Linked DNA regions of Homo sapiens: region 1 is linked to region 2. Evidence: read pairs that join two places in POLR2A ChIA-PET (ENCODE). Cell type or tissue: OCI-LY7. All regions are shown on one strand. Links, peaks and the distances in the headings refer to the core of each region. The heading gives the core; the rest is flanking DNA.

What was found. ChIA-PET counts read pairs that join two places held together with the same protein. Peaks named below come from ENCODE experiments on the same cell type or tissue, not always from the same donor. Only the 100,000 strongest peaks of a DNase experiment are listed, where the experiment ranks them.
Region 1: POLR2A ChIA-PET joins it to region 2 with 12 read pairs; 2 of 35 experiments call an interaction of 5 or more read pairs at or near these places.

The regions. Positions count from the first base shown.
Region 1 is chr1:45,805,047-45,815,161 of GRCh38, reverse strand. All of the region lies in intron 1 of MAST2 (microtubule associated serine/threonine kinase 2), which reads right to left. Among named protein-coding and RNA genes, the nearest start is that of MAST2, 6.5 kb to the right of the region's middle. In OCI-LY7, for the core only: a CTCF peak has its summit at 2,290 (motif pointing left); no DNase peak of the experiment used is centred there.
Region 2 is chr1:46,220,413-46,230,527 of GRCh38, reverse strand. It overlaps LURAP1 (leucine rich adaptor protein 1), which reads right to left. Exons shown (of 2, transcript NM_001013615.3): 2 at 9,272-10,115. Among named protein-coding and RNA genes, the nearest start is that of LURAP1, 22 kb to the right of the region's middle. In OCI-LY7, for the core only: a CTCF peak has its summit at 6,853 (motif pointing right); DNase peaks (open chromatin) are centred at 6,877 and 7,217; H3K27ac peaks cover 375 bases.

The DNA.
Region 1 (10,115 bases), core at 1,729-6,728, 410 kb after region 2:
CTTCTGCTTTGCTGAAATAACGGCAAAGAAACGATGTAGCTTATTAATCTCCAACAAATTAATGGTTAAAGGATATATGCATCTACTACTCAGGTTCACTCTTAAGGAACCTACACTCAAGCTGGTACAACTAAGATGGTATCACCTAATTTTAACACATGGTTCCCTTGGGCTGAATTTTTCTTAATTACATTCTAAAACCTAGGGAGACTATTCTATCTTCTAAGCCAGTTACTTAATAAAAAAATCCATAAAAGTTTCCCTGAAGGGGAAAATGCACAAATTAAAGTCTCCTTTCAAGCTGAATAAAATAAAAGAACAGTTTAATAACACCAACAAATCAAAGGTCAAGATAGCTTTTTCTTTTTATTTTTGAGATAGAGTTTCGCTCTTGTCGCCCAGGCTGGAGTGCAATGGCGTGATCTTGGCTCACTGCAACCTCCAACTCCCGGGTTCAAGCAATTCTCCTGCCTCAGCCTCCCAAGTAGCTGGAACTATAGGCGTGCGCCACCACGCTGGGCTAATTTTTGTATTTTTAGTAGTGACGGGGTTTTGCCATGTTTGCCAGGCTGGTCTCAAACTCCTGACCTCAGGTGATACACCCGCCTTGGTGTATGTGTTTACATTATACAAAATATTTTCTTTCATTATCCTTATTATATAAGCTTTCTTCTATTAAAAAAATTTTCTTTTTTTACTTTTTAAACTGTTTTGTTAGAAAGTAAGATACAAACATACGCACTAGCCTAGGCCTACACAGGGTCGAGATCATCAATATCACTGTCTTCCACCTCCACATCTTGTTCCATGGGAAGGTATTCAGGGGCAATAATGGAGCAATAATGGAGGTGACATGGAGCTGTCATCTCCTATGGTAACAATGCCTTCCCTGGAATTACACTGAAGGACTTGTCTGAGGCTGTTTTACAGTTAACTTTTTTTTTTAATAAGTAGGGGTACACTCTAAAATAACAGTAGAAAGTATAGTATGGTAAATACATAAGCAAGTAACATAGTTGTATATTATCATCATTAGGTATTATGTGCTGTGCATGCACTAACTCTATGTGCTGTACCTTTATACCACAGCAGTGCAGTAGGTTTTACACAGGCATTACCATGAACATGTAATGTGTTGCACTACAATGTTGTAATAGCTAGATGTCACTAGGCAATAGAAATTTTTCAACTCTGTTATAATCTTATGGGAAGCCAGGCATAATAGTTCATGCTTATAATCCCAACATTTTGGAAGGCCAAGGCAGAAGGATTGCTTGAGGCCAAGAGCTCAAGACCAGCCTGGGCAACATAGCAAGACTTCATCTCTATTTAAAAAAAAATTTTAATAAAAAAATTATAATCTGGCCAGGCGCAGTGGTTCATGCCTATAATCCCAGTACTTTGGGAGGCCGAGGTGGGCGGCTCACCTGACGTCAGAAGTTCGAGACCAGCCTGGCCAACATGGTGAAACACTGTCTCTACTAAAAATATAAAAATTAGCCAGGTGTGGTGGCAGAAGCCTGTAATCCCAGCTACTCGGGAGGCTGAGGCAGAAGAATTGTTTGAATCCGGAAGGCAGAGGTTGCAGTGAGCCAAGATCGTGCCACTGCACTCCAGACTGGGGGACAAGAGCAAAACTTCGTCTCAAAAAAAAAAAAAAAAAAATTGGCCAGGCGTGGTGGCGGCTGCCTGTAATCCTAGTTACTTGGGAGGCTGAGGCAGGAGAATTGCTTGAACCCAGGAGGCAGAGGTTCCAGTGAGCTGAGATCGCACCACTGCACTCCAGCCTGAGCAACAGAGCAAGACTCGGTCTCAAAAAAAAAATGATAATAATAATAATAATCTTATGGGACCCCCATCTTGTATGTCATCCATCATTGACTAAAACATAATTATGCGGAACATGACTGTATGCAGAGAAAAAGAAAATGAATAGTTCCATCTATACTGAACATGTATAGATATTTTTTTCTTGTCACTATTCCCTAAGTAATAGAGTGTAACAGTTATTTACATAGCATTTACATTGTATTATATATTATAAATAATCTGGAGATGATTTAAAGTACATGGGAGGATATACATAGGTTACATGCAAATACTATGCCATTTTATAGATAGAACTTGAGCATACCAGAGTTTGGTATCTGCAGGGGGTCATGTACTCAATCCCCGAGAGATATTGAGGGACAACTGTAGCAGCAAACAGACCTGAGGGGCTGAATGTGGAATACAGGTAAGGTTAAGAAAAAAATCAAACACAACCTCCAGTTTTGTTCTGGTAAATGAGTAGTGCCATCTATTGACATGAGGCAGACTGGGGAAGAAGCAGACTAGAAAGTGAAAATCAAGACTTCATTTTTGGACATGTTAAGTTTGAGAGGTCTCTGAGCTATCCAAATGAAAATGTTACACGGACTATTAAAAATAGGAGTAGGGCCAGGCACAGTGGCCGATGCTTGTAATCCCAGCACTTTGGGAGGCCGAGGTGGACGGATCACCTGAGGTCGAGAGTTTGAGACAGCCTGACCAACATGGAGAAACCTAGTCTCTACTAAAAATACAAAATTACCCAGGCGTGGTGGCACATGCCTGTAATCCCAGCTACTGGGAGGCTGAGGCAGGAGAATCACTTGAACCTGGGAGGCGGAGGTTGCAGTGAGCCAAGATGGTACCACTGTACTCCAGCCCGGGCAACAGTGCGAGACTCCGTCTAAAAAAAAAAAAAAAAAAAAAGGCTTACAGATTGATCTTTAGGCCAAGAGACATCCAGAACAATGATGGGAAAACTCTGTAATCACATGTGTCCTACCCTCATCAGGGAACATTTGCCAACCTGCTTCAAGCCACCATAGACTCTCTGCTCCCAGTACTTTTGATGAAACTAAATATTTCAAAGTTAACACCTTTTTAGGAGCTAGCCCTTACCCATACCCTGGATAAGAGGGAAAGGAGGTCAAATAAACTTTTGCACTGAAAACTCGGAAGATTTCTCAAATGCTCATGTCTCAAACAGCATGTCCTGCATCCTATCCTCCACACAGTTGCCAGAGTAATCCAACTAAAACACAAATAAGAATATACTGCTCCTGTGCCGCGCGCGGTGGCTCACACCTGTAATTCCAGCATTTTGGGAGGCCAAGGCGGGCAGATCACCTGAGGTCAGGAGGTCCAGACCAGCCTGGCCAACATGGTGAAACCCCATCTTTACTAAAAATACAAAAATTAGGCCAGGCGCAGTGGCTCACGCCTGTAATCCTAGCACTTTGGGAGGCCGAGACAGGCGGATCACGAGGTCAGGAGATCAAGACCATCCTGGCTAACACAGTGAAACCCCGTCTCTACTAAAAATACAAAAAAATTAGCTGGGCGTGGTGGCGGGCGCCTGTAGTCCCAGCTATTCGGGAGGCTGAGGCAGGAGAACGGCGGGAACCCGGGAGGCAGAGCTTGCAGTGAGCCAAGATCAGGCCACTGCACTCCAGCCTGGGTGACAAAGTGAGACTCTGTGTCAAAAAAAAAAAAAAGCCGGGTGCGGTGGCTCACGCCTATAATCCCAGCACTTTGGGAGGCCAAGGAGGGCAGATCACGAGGTCAGGAGATCGAGACCATCCTGACTAACATAGTGAAACCCCGTCTCTACTAAAAATACAAAAAAATTAGCCGAGCGTGGTGGTGGGCGCCTGTAGTCCCAGCTACTCCAGAGGCTGAGGCAAGAGAATGGCGCGAACCCGGGAGGCGGAGCTTGCAGTGAGCCGAGATCGCGCCACTGCACTCGAGTCTGGGCGACAGAGCGTGACTCCGTCTCAAAAAAAAAAAAAAAAAATACAAAAATACAAAAATTAGCTGGGCGTGGTGGCATCCCAGGTACTCGAGAGGCTGAGGCAGGAGAATTGCTTGAACCCCACAGGGGGAGGCTGCAGTGAGCCGAGATCGTGCCATCGCACTCCAGCCTGGGAGACAAGAGCGAGACTTCGTCTCAAAAAAAAAAAAAAAAAGAAATATACTGCTCTCGGCTAGGCACGGTGGCCCACGCCTGTAATCCCAACACTTTGAGAGGCCGAGCCAGGTGGATCACTTGAGGTCGGGAGTTTGAGACCAGCCTGACCAACATGGAAAAACTCCGTCTCTACTAAAATACAAAATTAGCCAGGCATGGTGGCCAATGCCTGTAATCCCAGCTACTTGGGAGGCTGAGGCAGGAGAATAGCTTGAACCTGGGAGGTGGAAGTTGCGGTGAGCTGAGATCGTGCCACTGCACTCCAGCCTGGGCCACAGAGCAAGACTGCCTCAAAAAAAAAAAAAAAGAATATACTGCTCCCCTACTTATTATCCTTTTTTTTTTTTTTTTTTTGAGATGGAGTCTCGCTCTGTCGCCCAGGATGGAGTACCGTGGCGCGATCTTGGCTCACCGCAACCTCCACCTCCCGGGTTCAAGCAATTCTCCTGCCTCAGCCTCCCAAGTAGCTGGGATTACAGGCGCCCACCAAGACGCCTGGCTATTTTTGTATTTTTAGTAGAGATGGGGTTTCATCATGTTGGCCAGGCTGGTCTCAAACTCCTAACCTTAGGTGATCCACCCACCTTGGTCTCCCAAAGTGCTGGGATTACAGGCGTGAGCCACCACACCCAGCCAATTATCCTTTTATATCACACTAAAGACCCTCAACAATCAAGGCTTCTTTAATCTCTAACCTAGCATTTACACCTTCAACGTAAAGCTCTGGGTCTGGCAATAACAAACCGATTATAGTTCCCTATATATATTACGCAGCTTCCCTTCTGTGTGCTTTCTGCCCTATGCTTTTCCCAATGTACTAACCCTGTAATGCAGAGGAAAGAGGTTCTGATTTCCATTAAAATAATTTTTTAAAATTTCTGTCACACTGAGGGTATTTTAGGAACTAAAGTTGAACTCATCTTCTGCCATCCTCAAAAATATTCTATTTCCTTTGTCTACTCCTATCATATAACCATTATTACTCAAATTACCAAAATTCAAAATATTTGAATCATTCTCCATTCATTCATTCAATAAATAATGACTGAGCACCTATTGTGAGCAAAGCCTTTAGCTCTGCATTGTTAGACAAAATGATGACATAGTTCTTACCTTCAATAACATGCAACTTAAAAGCAAAAATGAAATACAAATGAACACAGAAAGTTGAAAGTGCTAAAACACTGATTCATCCTTTCATTCAGCAAATATTTATTCAGCATCTACTTTATATGACCAGGAATGGATCAAACAATATGTTACAGAAACAAAATGAGATAAGACTACTTATTAAGCACCTACTTATTATGTGCTTTCCAGTCATTTTTGCATTTGATCTCTTGGAACCTAAGCTTTCACTTTTAAACCACAGAATTTTGAGAACTGGAATTTCAGGACATTCACAGATTTCCTGAAGCCCAATTAAGGATCCTCCTAGGATCCCATGTGGAAAAACAACTTTGCAGAAGAGTTTCTTTTTGGGTGTGTGGTTTTGTTTTTGTTTTTTGTTTGTTTGTTTTTTGCTTTCTTTACGAGACACGGTCTCATTCTGTCACCCAGACTGGAGTGCAGTGGTACAACCTTGGCTCACTGCAGCCTCAACTTCCAGGGGTCCCACCTCAGCCTCCCAAGTAGCTGGGCCCACAGGCGCGCACCACCAACCCCGACTAATTTTTGTATTTTTTGTAGAGATGGGGTTTCACCATGTTGCTCAGTCTGGTCTCAAACTCCTGAGCTCAAGCAACCCGCCTGCTCAACCTCCCAAAGTGCTGGGATTACAAGTATGAGCCACCACACCTGGCCTCACAGAAGTTTCTGTGGCATTTGAGTTAGGCCTGGAAAACTGAGTAGAATTTTAATATGCGGAAGCAGAGAATAAAGAGCTTCTCAAACTGATGACTAATTAAAGTATATCAAAGTGCCTAACAATAAACAATTACTTACTGAATGTCTATTACATACCAGTTAAAATACTAGAGGCTGAAGATACCATGATGATTAAGACAGCCTCAGAGGAATTCATTTGACTGACTTACAATCAATTAGGACATTGAGCAAATATCTATGTTTCTAATAAATACACAAATAACTATGTTTCAAGTACTATACTAAGCCCTAGGTATACAGAAGTAAATGGAACAGTCTGACTCTCAAAGAACTTACTAATGAGAGAAACAAGATAATTTTAATATTGTATGCCATGATCGAGAAAAGCAGACGGTCCTAAGGAACCAAGAGAAGTGGCAACTAACTGACTCTTCTAACAAAAAGTGCTAAGTATCAAGTAGATCTTGAATGCCAAGGTCTTCAGGCTTAATTCTATGGGTAATAAGAAGCTAATGAAGGTATATGAATAAGGAGAAATGAAATGAACATTTAACGAGTATTTATAAAGCACTTACCATTAGCCAGGGAGGCAATGAGTTCCAATCTTTTGTTAATAGAACGTGAAATATATTAGAGGTTAAGAGACTGAAGACTGAGTAAATACAGTTAAGATACTGCAACAACCAAGACTAAAGTTTATAAATATGAAATTAAGGTAGTGACAATGGGAATAATGGTTTGAAAGATTTCATGAAGGCAGAATCGAGAGAACCTAATGCCAGACTGGCTAAGGGAGTCAAAGGAGAAGAAGTAAAAGACTACAGATGTGGGCCAGGCACGGTGGCTCACGCCTGTAATCCTAATACTTTGGGAGGCCAAGGCGGGTGGATTGCCTGAGCTCAGGAGTTCGAGACCAGCCTGGGCAACACAGTGAAACCCCATCTCTACTAAATACAAAAAATTAGCCAGGCATGCGCTACTCAGGAGGCTGAGACAGGAGAAACGCTTGAACCTGGGAGGCAGAGGTTACAATAAGCCGAGATCGCGCCACTGCACTCCAGCCTGGGCGACAGAGCAAGACTCCATCTCAAAATAAAACAAACAAAAAAAGCCATGGATATAATTTCATGTTGGATGACAAAAAGGAAAGATACAGAGAGAAGCACATTTCAACACAGAAATTATTCTATTTTCATGATACAGTAAACCACTGACCTTCTGGAGATCCAAGTCCTACATCCTGATTAGAACGTATTCTTAAATACTAGTATAATAAAAACTGTAACAAGCACTGTTCCATGTCATGAGAAAGGGAAAAAAAAGTTACGTGTGAGATGTAGATGCTTGCTGATCAGCTGGGCTCTTACTACCCAAATAAATAGAATTCAACCAGTCTCGACACATACAATGAAAATTTTGGCCTTTTTAAAATCATAAATTATTACAAATTATGAACTTTCAAGGTCACTATCAAATTATAAAACTCACAAATGTTAGGCCGGGCACAGTGGCTCACACCTGTAATCCCAGCACTTTGGGAGGCCGAGGTGGGTGGATCACCTGAGGTCAGGAGTTCGAGATCAGCCTGGCCAACATGGTGAAACCCCGTCTCTACTAAAAATACAAAAATTAGCCAGGCGTGGTGGCGGACGCCTGCAATCCCAGCTACTGGGGAGGCTGAAGCTGGAGAATCACTTGAGCCTGGGAGGCGAAGGTTGCAGTGAGCTGAGGTCCCACCACTGCACTCCAGCCTGGGCAACAAAGTGAGACCCTGTCTCAAAAAAAAAAAAAAATCACAAATGTTAAGAACACAAATGATGAGTCTACGGTGGAAATGTTAAGCACAAAAATGGAAATGTAGAGCTAAGGAAAGAGGTCACACCTAAAGAGACTCAGCTCACTTTACAAGGATGTTCTGTGACACAATGCCATAAATAAAGAGGACTGCAGACCCTTGTTCTACATCCTCAACATCTACAAACAGAATGAGCCTGCTAAATAGAGCACAATAAAGGATCAAGCTAAGGACAGAGGACATGTCCTCAAGGAACATTTCAGGAACAGGAAGAGAAAACACAAGACAAAGACACACAAGAGAGCAGTTAGAGAAGCAGTAACAGAATGGATATTATAATATTAAAAAAGAAAAAAATGTCAACAAGGAACACACAGTCAACAGTGACAAATAGTTCACAGAGGTCAGACAAGATGAGGAAAAGACTATCAGATTTAGTAATTTAAAGGTTCCCAGGACTTTTACATATTTCTCTCTGTAACTATTTCACAATGAAAACTTTTCACAAGTAGCCATGAATTATATTTCAATTTGAAAAACAAACTGGGCACTCATGCCCATAATCCCAGCACTTTGGGAGGTCAAGGTGGGAGAATCACTTGAGCCCAGGAGTTCGAGGCTAGCCTGAGCAACATGGTAAGATACCACCTCTACAAAAAATAAAAAATTAGGCCGTGGTAGTTCACGCCTGTAATCCCAGCACTTTGGGAGGCCAAGGCGGGCAGATCATCTGAGGTTAGGAGCTCGTGACTAGCCTGGCCAACATGGTGAAACCCCATCTCCACTAAAAATAGAGAATTAGCCAGGCATGGTGGTGCATGCCTGTAATCCCAGCTACTCGGGAGGCTGAGGCAAGAGAATCGCTTGAATCCGGGAGGCAGAGGTTGCAGTGAGCTGAGAATGTGCCGCTGCACTCCAGCCTGGGCGAGAGAGCAAGACTCTGTCTCAAAAAGAAAAAGAAAAAGAAATTAAAAAATTAGCTGGGCATGGTGGTATGTGCCTATGGTCCCAGCTACTTGGGAGGCTGAGGCAGGAGGATCACTTGAGCCTGGGAGTTCAAGGCTGCCGTGAGCTATGACGGCACCACTACACTCCAGCGTGGGTGACAGAGTGAGATCCTGTCTCAAAAACAAAAATAAGTTTTAGTAACCATCACAATACATTCATACAATGGAAAATTACACAGCAATGAAAAAGAACTGTTTCTACAAGCAACAACATGGATGAGTCTCAAGACATGATCCGAATGAAAGAATCTGGTCACAAAACAGTACACACTATGATTCCATTTATATGAAGTATTAGTTCAAAACAAATCTATAGTGACAGAGGTGGTGAGGGAGGTTACATCTGTAAAAGAGTAGTGCTAGGAGAAAGCACAGGGAGCATTCTAGGGTACTGGGAATGTTCTCCATCCTGATGTGAGTTGTGATCATACAGGTACTCATTCTGTAATATTTCATGGACTGAATGAACCTTTGATTTGTCAAACCTCAATAAAAAAGTAATCCCACACAAAAAAAGCTTTCGGTGACCTTAAAGACATCAGTTTTGGGAAAGCATAAGTGAAGAAGCCAAACCATATTAGAAATGTATACAAGGTGAGGAAGCTAAGACACTGAATACAAACTCATTTTTCAAGAAGGTTGTTGGGGAAGCAAAGAAGAGATAACAAAGTAGTTTGGGTAGGTTACACAATTCAGGGAAATTATGTTGTTTTGTTTTTATTTGTGATATAAAACAAAGAGAGTAACAAGGGTCTAAGGCAAACAAAAGAGGATGAAATCAAGGACATAAGTAGAGAAATTAGCCTCGGAGAGGAGGATGAGTACTTTTCTCTGAGACTGAAGCTAAGGATGAGAAAACACAAAAATCATAAAATAAAGAGGAGGGAAAAATCAAGTAATCTTGAACTCTACCATGAAATACGCAGTAAGGTCAACTGGACAGGTAAACTGAGACAGGAAAGGACCTGGACTTGAAGTTCATTGTACAAGTTTTGACTAGATGATACTGCAGAGAATGTAAAAGATAAGTATTAGGCACATGGGGGAGTAAATTGCAGCAAGAGGACAATGCTCAGCAGCTAGAAGCGGGGCAGAGATGGTCAATGGTGCAGTCTCCTCAGGGCTCAGTGGGGAATAAGAGGTGGAAGAACAAAAGGGGGGAAAAGTCCAAGGGCTACCTAGCATGGTATATAATTTTTAAACTGTCTAAAGGGCCGGGCACACTGGCTCATGCCTGTAATCCCGATTACCTGAGGTCAGAGTTCCAGACCAGCCTGGCCAACATGGTGAAACCCTGTCTCTGCTAAAAATACAAAAAAATTAGCTGGACATGGTGGTAGGCACCTGTAATCCCAGCTAGCCGGGAGGCTGAGGCAGGAGAATCGCTGAACCCAGGAGGTGGAGGTTGCAGTGAGCCGAAATAATGCCACTGCACTCTCCCCTGGGCGACAGAGCGAGACTTCGTCTCAAAAAAAAAAAAAAATGTCTA
Region 2 (10,115 bases), core at 4,296-9,295:
CCAGGCATGGTGGCACGCACCTGTAGTCCCAGCTACTCGGGTGGCTGAGGTGGGAGGATGGCTTGAGCCTGGAAGGCAGAGACTGCAGAGAGTCAAGATCATGCCACTGCTCTCCAGCCTGGACGTCAGAGTAAGACTCTGTTTCCAAATAAACAAATAAATAACAAAAAGAAAATTGTAAGAAATTAAGAAAAGGATGAAAGTGGAACCTTAAAAGTTAAGAGATTTGGCCGGGCGCGGTGGCTCACACTTGTAATCGCAGCACTTTGGGAGGCCGAGGTGGGTGGATCACCTGAGGTCAGGAGTTCGAAACCAGCCTGGCCAACATGGCGAAACCCCGTCTCTACTAAAAATACAAAAATTAGCCAGGCGCGGTGGTGGGCACCTGTGATCCCAGCTACTCAGGAGGCTGAGGCAGGAGAATCGCTTGAACCCAGGAGGCAGAGGTTGCAGTGAGCCGAGATCACGCCATTGCACTCAGCCTGGGCAACAGAGACTCCGTCTAAAAAAAAAAAATTAAGAGACTTGGCTGGGTGCGGTCGGTGACTCATGTCTGTAATCCCAGCATGTTGGGAGGCCAAGGTGGGCAGATCACTTGAGGTCAGGAGTTCGAGACCAGCATGGCCAACATGGTAAGACCCCCGTCTCTACTAAAAATAAAAAATTAGTTGGGTGTGGTGGTGTGCCCCTGTAATCCCAGCTATTCCAGAGGGTAAGGCAGGAGAATCACCTCAGAATCAAGAGATAGAGGTTGCAGTGAGCCGAGATCTCACCACCACACTCCAGCCTGGGCGACAGAGCAAGATCCTGTCTCAAAAAAAAAAAAAAAGAATAACAAGGAAATGTTACGATTTTTTTTTTTATATACAGGGTCTCACTCTGTCACCCAGGCTGGAGTGTGGTGGCACGATCTCAGCTCACTGCAACCTCCGCTTCCCAGGCTCAAGCAATTCTCCTGCCTCAGCCTCCTCAGTAGCTGGGATTACTGGCACCTGCCACCACGCCCGGCTAATTTTTCTTTTTTTTGAGACAAAGTCTGGCTCTATCACCAGGCTGGAGTGCAGTGGCGAGATCCCGGCTCACTGCAACCTCTGCCTCCTGGGTTCAGGAGATTCTCCTGCCTCAGTCTCCCGAGTAGCTGGGACTACAGGCGCACACCACCATGCCCAGCTAATTTTCGCATTTTTAGTAGAGACGGGGTTTCACCCTGTTGGCCAGGATGGTCTCGATCTCTTGACCTCATGATCTGCCTGCCTCGGCCTCCCAAAGTGCTGGGATTACAGGCGTGAGCAACCATGCCCAACTTAATTTTTTGATTTTTTGTAAGAATGAGGTCTCACTGTGTTGCCCACACTGGTCTTGAACTCCTGAGCTCAAACGATCCTCCTGCCTCGGCCTCCCAAAGTGTTAGGATTACAGGCATGAGCCACAACGCCTGGCCAGAAATGTTGTGAATAATATTATGCCAAAAACATCGACAATTTAGATAAAATGGACACATTTTTTGAAAAAAAAAAAAACCTACCAAAACTAAATCAAAATGAAAGTAAAAGTCTAAATAGCCTTATATCTACTAAAGGAAACTGTTATCAAAAACATCCCCCATACCAGTCTAGGCCACGTGGCAAAACTCTGGCTCTACAAAAAAAATACAAATTAGCCAGGCATGGTGTCACGCCTGTAGTACCAGCTACTCAGGAGCCTGAGGTCGGGGGATCACCTGAGCCTGGGGAGGTCAAGGCTGCAGTGAGCCATGATCGTGTCACTGCGCTCCAGTCTGGGCATCACTGTAAGACCCCGCCTCAAAAAACCAAAAAACGTCCCCGTAAAGAAAACTCTAGGCCCAGATGATTTCACTAAGTAAATTATGTCAAGTACTAAATACTACTACCAACCTTACACAAAGATAAAGCAAAGGAGGAGGAAACATTACTTCACTCTTTTTAGGAGGCCAGCATAACCCTGGTACCAAAATTTTTTTTTTTTTTTTTGAGACAGAGTTTCACTCCTTTTGCCCAGGCTGGAGTGCAATGGCACGATCTCGGCTCACTGCAACCTCTGCCTCCCGGGTTCAAGCGATTCTCGTGCCTCAGCCTCCCAAGTAGCTGGAATTACAGGTGCCTACCACCATGCCCGGCTTTTTTTGTATTTTTAGTAGAGATGGGGTTTCACCATGTTGGCCAGGGTGGTCTCGATCTCTCAACCTCATGATCCGCCCACCTCGGCCTCCCAAAGTGCTGGGATTACAGGCGTGAGCCACCGCGCCCGGCCCCAAAACTTTTAAAAATTAAGTCTGTGGGAAAATTAAACACCAACTATATTTTATTATACTGACAATTTATTAACTTTTTAGGTGCAATAATGGTAATAAAAATCCTTATCTTTTAGAGATACATGCTAAAACATTTACAGATTAAATTGGTATGATATCTGGTTTTGCTTCAAAATAATCTTGGTTAGGGGGAAAGTAGTTGAGGGAATAAATAAACCAAGATTGGCCATGAATTGATAATTATTGAAGCTGGGTCCCTGGGAATTCATTACACTATTTTCTCTATTTTTGTATATGCTTGATACTTTATATAATATAAAGCAAAAAATAATGGCAAATGATTAAACGACATTAAATGCATAAGAACTACAGGTTGTTTGAGATCATTTAAAAAGAGAGTGAAACAAAAAAATCATTGAACACCATTAGAAGTTGTTAGGACATAACTACTTTGAAAACGGTAAGGGAAGAGATTTAAGCATTTATCTTGCCATTCTGGTATGAATTTTATTTCGGAGTAATCAAATGGTCCTAGAGGATGTGAAAAAGGTTTTCTGTACAGAATTAGAGCTAATAAATGAGGAAAAATTAATAGCCTTAGAAAATCACCATTCTGTAATCCCTAGTGAAACAAGCAATTCATAAAATGATAATCAACGGATAGTAAAACAACTTGGTGAAAAATTGACCGGAAACTTTATGATGCTGGGATGAGGCTATCACCATCTGAAAATAAAAGAAGCCTGGGAGCTGGAGTGGACAGTGGAGGAGAGCTGTCCAACCAGAAACACCCGTGCCATGTAGAATAAGTTAAAAATAAATCTGTGGTGTTAAATCACTGAAATATGGGAGCAATTCATTACAGAAGTTGGCTTACCATAAAAGTATACCATTTATATATATTAAAACACATAGGCACATAATTACATATATTTTCAAAGATACATACATATCCAAACATATACTGACACAGGGAGAGGAATGAGAATAGGGATGAGGGATCAAAAGAAGAGGCCAGGCACAGTGGCTCACACCTGTAATCCCAGCACTATGGGAGGCTGATGCAGGAAGACTTCTCAAGGCCAGGAGTTCAAGACCAGGCTGAGCAACACAGTAAGACCCAATCTCTAAAAAAAATTTTTTTTTAATTAGCTGGACATGCTCGTGTGCACTTGTAGTCCTACTCAGAAGGCTGAGGTGGGAGCATTGCTTGAGCCCAGGAGGTCAAAGTTACAGTGAGCCAAGATCACATCACTGTCCTCCAGCCTGGGTGACAGTGAGACCCAGTCTCTTAAAAAAATAATAATTTTTTTTTTTGACACGGAGTCTCGCTCTGTCGCCCAGGCTGGAGTGCAGTGGCATGATCTCGGTTCACTGCAACCTCTGCCTCCTGGGTTCAAGCAATTCTCTTGCCTCAGCCTCCTGAGCAGCTGGGACTACAGGCATGCGCCACCATGCCCAGATAATTTTTGTATTTTTAGTAGAGATGGGGTTTCACCATGTTGGCCAGGCTGGTCTCGAACTCCCGACCTCAGGTGATCCACCTTCCTCGGCCTCCCAAAGTGCTGGGATTACAGGCATGAGCCACCGTGCCCAGTCTAAAATTTTTTTAAAAAAGAAGAAAATAAAATAAGAAAGGGGCCTGGTGATGGAATTCACTATGCTATGAGAAGCATGGTTTAACTATTAAATAATTAAAAATAACAATTTAAAAAGAAGACAACTAATCAATCTGCCCTTTCCAGAGAGAACCCAGGTTAGTTCACTGGGAATATAATTATCTTCAGCCTTGGGGAATAGGAGCACAGAATGGTTCTGGAGAGGAGACAGTGTTGAGGAATCCTCCACTGTGGTTACCAGGAAGGTCTCAGGTCTAAAACGATTCCTAAACTGAGGCTTTCTCCTAAGCCTGATCTTCATCTTTGGCTCTCCCTGGTGGTGATGGTACAGGAGGCATTTGACATTCTCTAGACATGGGGTCTGGACCTGCCACCTCCGCCTTGGTACCACCTCTCATTCCAGGCTAGGGGAGGCTGGACAAAGCACAGAGGTTCATTCTGGGCCTGGGTGCATCCTCCTGCCCACTTTCCACCCTGCCTGTGTCAGGCTAAAAGCCCCTCTCCCAAAGATGTCCAATTCCTAATCCCCAGGACCTGAGGATAAATATAAATTTTCTTTTAAGAGAAGAGTCTTACTATATTGCCCAGGCTGGCCTGAACTCCTGGGCTCAAGTGATCCTCCAGCCTCAGCCCCCTGAGTAGCTGGGACTACAGACACTCACCAGCTGCTTAACCTGTGAACATTTTATCTTAAATGGTAAAAGGGACTTTGAAGGCAGGATTTAATTAAGGATCTTGCCAATGGGAAGATGATACTGAATTATCCCAGTAGACCCAATGTAATCCTTACAAGTGAGAGGCAGTAGAATTAGAGAGATGTAGGGATGGAAACAGAGGTTAGAGAGGAGAGAAGATGCTCTGCTGCTGGCTTTGAAGATGGTGAAAAGAGCCACGAATCAAGCACTGCAAGCAGCATCTAGAAGCTGGAAAAAGCAAGGAAACATTCTTCCCTGGAGCCCACGGAAGGAGTGTAGACCTGTCAACACTTTGACTTTAGCCTGGTGAAGCTGATTTTGGACTTCTGAACTGTAACATAATAATTTTGTTTTTTGAGCCACTTTGTGGTAATTCATTACAGTGACAATAGGAAACTAATGTCCTGCCCCAGCTTCTGGGCAGCACTAATCTGTTCTCCTAGGAGAGTAGGGTCTAAGTGAGTGTATGGCATGGGTAGGGAATCAGAGGAGGCTTCCTGGAAGCCCCTGCAGTCAGGTTGATCTGGGTTATTACAGCTCATTTGTTACTTAACTGACCTTGAGCAAATTTATAAGTAAGACTATTGTTAACAATGCACTGTTTATAGGATTGCTAAAAAGTAAATTTAAAAATATTTTCAATTATCTAATTTGTAAATTAGCAACTTTTTTTTTCAGTCACATCTCCTTGTGGGCTTACACATATTCATTCTTCCATTCACTGAACAGGTGTCACGGAACACCCAGTGTGTGCCTGGCACCATACACACAATGAGCTTGTGTCTGCTACAACTCTCAAGCATTTCTCACTGAAGCTGTCACTGAGCTTCCAGTTAGCTCAGTGCTCAACCTCAATGCCTCCATCCTAAATGCAGGCCTCAGCCGGGCATGGTGGCTCAAGCCTGTAATCCTAGCACTTTGAGAGACCGAGGCGAGTGAATCACTTGAGGTTAGGAGTTTGAGACCAGCCTGGCCAACATGGTGAAACCCCATCTCTACTAGAAATACAGAAATTAGCTGGGTGGTAGTGGCGTGTGCCTGTAGTCCCAGCCACTCAGGAGGCTGAGGCAGGAGAATCGCTCGAGCCTGGTAGGCGGAGGTTGCGGTGAGCCGAGATCATGCCACTGCGCTCCAGTCTGGGCGACAGAGTGAGACCCTGTCTCAAAATAAATAAATAAATAAATAAAATAAATAAATGCAGGTCTTTACAATGCCCACTCCCATGGTCTCTTGTCTCAGCCAGCACCGCCCCCGCTTATCCCCCCAGGCACTGTTTCTGCAGCTTTCATGAGCAGCCTCTTCTTTGTCTTTACTCTGACCCCGGACAAAAGCCCCCAGTGCACTTGAGGGCAGTATGCGCCCTCTGATATTTTCCACACCCCGTTTTCATCCCATCCTCTCCTCTCTCTGCATTTCTGCCCTTTTTCTTACCTTCTCCTTCTTTGAGCTCCCAAACAGCTGTACCCTATAAGCCAGAAAAGTCTAGTTAGAGAGAAGCTGAGCCTCAACCAGCCAAGTTAGAGGCAGGTAGAAGGGACCAAAGATATGTGTTTACTGGAGTTTCCGGGCTTCTCTGGTGGTGAACTGAAATCTAAGGTATTCAGCCAGGATGCCTAGACCTAAGCGGAATACCCAGGCAGCCTCACTCACCCCAGCTTTCCAGCCCCACAACACTCTCAGGTGCTATCCAATTGACCCGTAATTCCCTGACCTGTGGAGCCACACCTACTTCTGCAAGACCCATCTAAGTTTCCTAATTTCACAGCTCCCCACCCCCACCTCTGCTTCTAACCTCCAGGTCTGAAATGCTGAGCTCTGTTCCTATGATGTCTGGAGCTACTAGCCCTCCTTCCCAGAAAAATGGTGGGTCCAGGATTGATTTTTCCTCCTATCTGTGATCCAGACTAGTGCATCCTTCACCCCTTCATCCAGTCCAGGCCCAGGGTTTTCTTTCCTGCAGCTCTTCCTCTAAAGACTAAGCTGCCTCTTTAGGAAGAGGTGAGAACGCAAACATTGTAACAGGGGCAAAATTGCTTTCAGTCCCTTTGGGCTTCAGTGGTGTTGACTGGCCAGGTGATGGAGCTGTGGGCATGTGGGCTTGTGATCTGGGTTTTCTGACCTGGACGTCGCCACAACTTTACAATGGGTGATGCTGGGCAAGTCTATGCCCTCTTTAGGTCTGACTCACTAGCCTTTCTGCGCACTGACGGGGGCTGGTCTTTAGAAGGCCATGTTTTATTTGAGCTTGGAGGTTCCACACAGCAACTCCAGCAGTGGTGCATAATGGCCACAAGAGGGCGGGCAACCTCTTCAGCTCATAAGTGTGTAGACTGAACAAGTGAACCTCAAATAAGAATACTATACAGTGTCTTCCAAGAAGGGTATAATTCCATGAACAATGTTGCTGAAGAGAAAAAAAAAAGAAATAAAGGCTGGGCATGGTGGCTCAGGCCTGTAATCTCAGCACTTTGGGACGCTGAGGTGGGAGGATTGTTTGAGCCCAGGAGTTTGAGACCAGCCTAGGCAACATGACAAAACCCTGTCTCTAGAAAAAATACAAAAAGTAACCCGGGCATGGTGATGCGTGCCTGTAGTCGCAGCTACTTAGGAGGCTGAGGAGGATCACTTCAGCCCAGTAGGCAGAGGCTGCAGTGACCCGAGATCGCACCACTGCGCTCCCGCCTGGGCGACAGAGTGAGACCCTGTCTTAAAAATAAAACAACAGGCCAGGCAGGTGGCTCACACCTGTAATCCCAGCACTTTGGAAGGCTGAGATGGGCGGATCACTTGAGGTCAGGAGTTCAAGACCAACCTGGTCAACATGGCAAAACCTCGTCTCTACTAAAAATACAAAAATTAGCCAGGCATGGTGGTGCACGTCTGTAATACCAGCCATTTAGGAGGCTGAGACAGGAGAATCGCTTGAACCCGGAAGGCAGAGGTTGCAGTGAGCCGAGATCGCGTCACTGCACTCCAGCGTGGATGACAGAGCGAGACTCCATCTCAAAAACAAAACAAAACACAAAACAAAACAAACAAACAAAAAAAAACAGGAAGGGTAATTAACCGAGGGCACACTACAAAATGACTACAGAGTAGGGACTGGAATAGGAGATTCAAATTCCCAGTCTGAGGGGAAGTCAGGAGTCCCAAGACCATAGGAGTGGTATGGAGAGGTCTTGTGAGCAGTGGAAGAAGCTGAGAATATACTTTGGACATTTCAATCATTTGAGGGGGTGGGAGGGGAAGAGAGGGTGTTTAGGGACAAGCCATGGACTGAATATTGCTCCAGAAGGACCGGGGTGGGAGTTTCAAAATGAGACTTGAGGAATTTAGGGAAGCAGAGATGATCAATTTGGCTTCCTTCCCTTCCCCAACACAGAATACAAAATAGAGAAATGGCACGAGTTATTCCAGGATTTGAGGAGGACGCCTCTTTTGCAGGAGGATGCAGTGAACAGCCAAAGTCATCTGACATCCTTTTCCATCTTTTTCCTTCTAGTATCCCAGTTTCAAGGCCCAGGAAAGGCAGGGACTAACATATGGAGCAGTTACCCCAGAGTTCAAAGGGTTAATCTCTAAGAATTCATTCTCTGACACCAGCCACAGCTCTTGTCCCCATCTCTGGGACCGTCCCCTCTGAGCCCCAGGTTGGCAGCTTCCCTGAATTCCTTCTATGATATAATTTGTAATTCGGCAGGGCTCTGGGACCCAGGCTCAGAGACCCAGGCTCTGCTCTCTCCTCAGTTTCCGGGAGTCAGGGCTTGCTCTAAGGGAGGAAGTAAACAGGCCTTTCCCTTGCTCCCTCTCCTTTTCCAGGATGGGGCCCCGGGACCAAAGAGCTTCTGTCTTTCCCTGCCACGCCCCCACGCTGCAGCCTAGACAAGGAGATTCCTTGTGTCCCGACCTCAGGCAGGCATCCTTGTGACCAAATGGTGGAAGGCTGGGGACAGGGTGGGGGAAGGGCAGTCACAAAGTCAGAAAGGATGACACCTCCCCTATCCAAGATTCTGGTACACCCCCAGAGCTCTGAGACCTTGAGGTTCTCTCTCCCTGGCTCCCATCAACAAAGGGCAGAGGAGGCCAGGACTCATTTGCATATAAAAGGCCTGGAGAAACTGAAAAGGCATGGACACACAGAAGCTGAACCTCCTGGAAGGGAGATATGGAGTCAGAATACAGGAATAGGGCCAGACACAGCAGCTCATGCCTGTAATCTCAGTAATTTAAGAGGCTGAGGCGGAAGGACTGCTTGAGCCCAGGAGTTCAAGTGCACCCTAGGCAACATGGTGAAACCCTGTCTCTGGAAAAAAATACAAAAATTAGCCAGGCATGGTGATGCATGCCTGTAGTCTTAGCTCCTTGGGAGGCTGAGGAAGGAGGATCATTTGAGTCCAGGAGGTCGAGCCTGCAGTGAGCACTACTGCACTCCAGCCTGGGCAACAGAGGGAGACCCTGTCACCCTATCTCAAAAAAAACAACAAAACAAAACAAAAAAATGGAATACAGGAATAGGGGCAACACAGGGACAGGGTAAGACAGGGGACCATGGCAGGGTGAGCCAAACAGACTTGAGAGAAATAAATGGAGGCCCCTGAAAGCTTCTCTCCCTAAAAGCAGTCAGGAGTGCTGGCCCAGACAGGGATGCAGGGATGGAGCCACAGAGGAAGTGAGATCCCCTAGGATAAAATGAGAACACTCTATTTAAAAAGTAAGACCTGAAAAGAAGCACAAACATCTGACAATGAGAAACTTTCCTGCCAGGAGGAGTGACATGTTACTGTTCACAAGAAGTAATGGTATGGACGATAAATAATGTGATCTCACTTAGCAGCAGGGGCTCAGATGCCCCTATATGACCTACTACCATCCAAGGACCCGTACAAAGGGCTACCCATCCTGGCAGGAAATGACATCACTCAGCAGGTAGGAAGGGGTGGGTCTACCAGCCCAAACGCTTCTGGGAGGGCCAATCCATAGAGGGTTAGTCCTGAAGGTCCATGTCCCTCCTCAATCCTCCATCTTGGCCAAGAGAGAGGCCAAGGCTTCTAGACTTTGGGTGAAGTAATTATGCCCCCATCTCTTCATCTGTTAACTCCAGGGAGTCCTAAATTCCTTAAATCCTTACTTAGCTGGGGGGAGTAGTGAGAGATACTAAATACCAAAAGCCATAGGTCAATCCTTTAGAGTCAATATCTCTATAGAAGTATCTCTAGGGGCTGGGCATAATCCCAGCACTTTGGGAGGCTGAGGCGGGAGGATCCCTTGAGCCCAGGAGTTTGAGACCAGCCTGGGCAACACAGGGAAACCCTATCTCTACAAAAAAAAAATAAATAAATAAACAATTAGCTGGGCATGGTGGTGCATGCCTGTGGTCCTAACTATGGGGGAGGCTGAAATAGGAGGATCGCTTGAGCCCAGGAGGTCAAGGCTGCAGTGAGCTGTGATCATGCCACTGCTCTCTATCTTGGGTAACAGCATAAGACCCTGTCTCAAAAAAAGAAAGAAAGAAAGAAAGAGCAAGCTAGC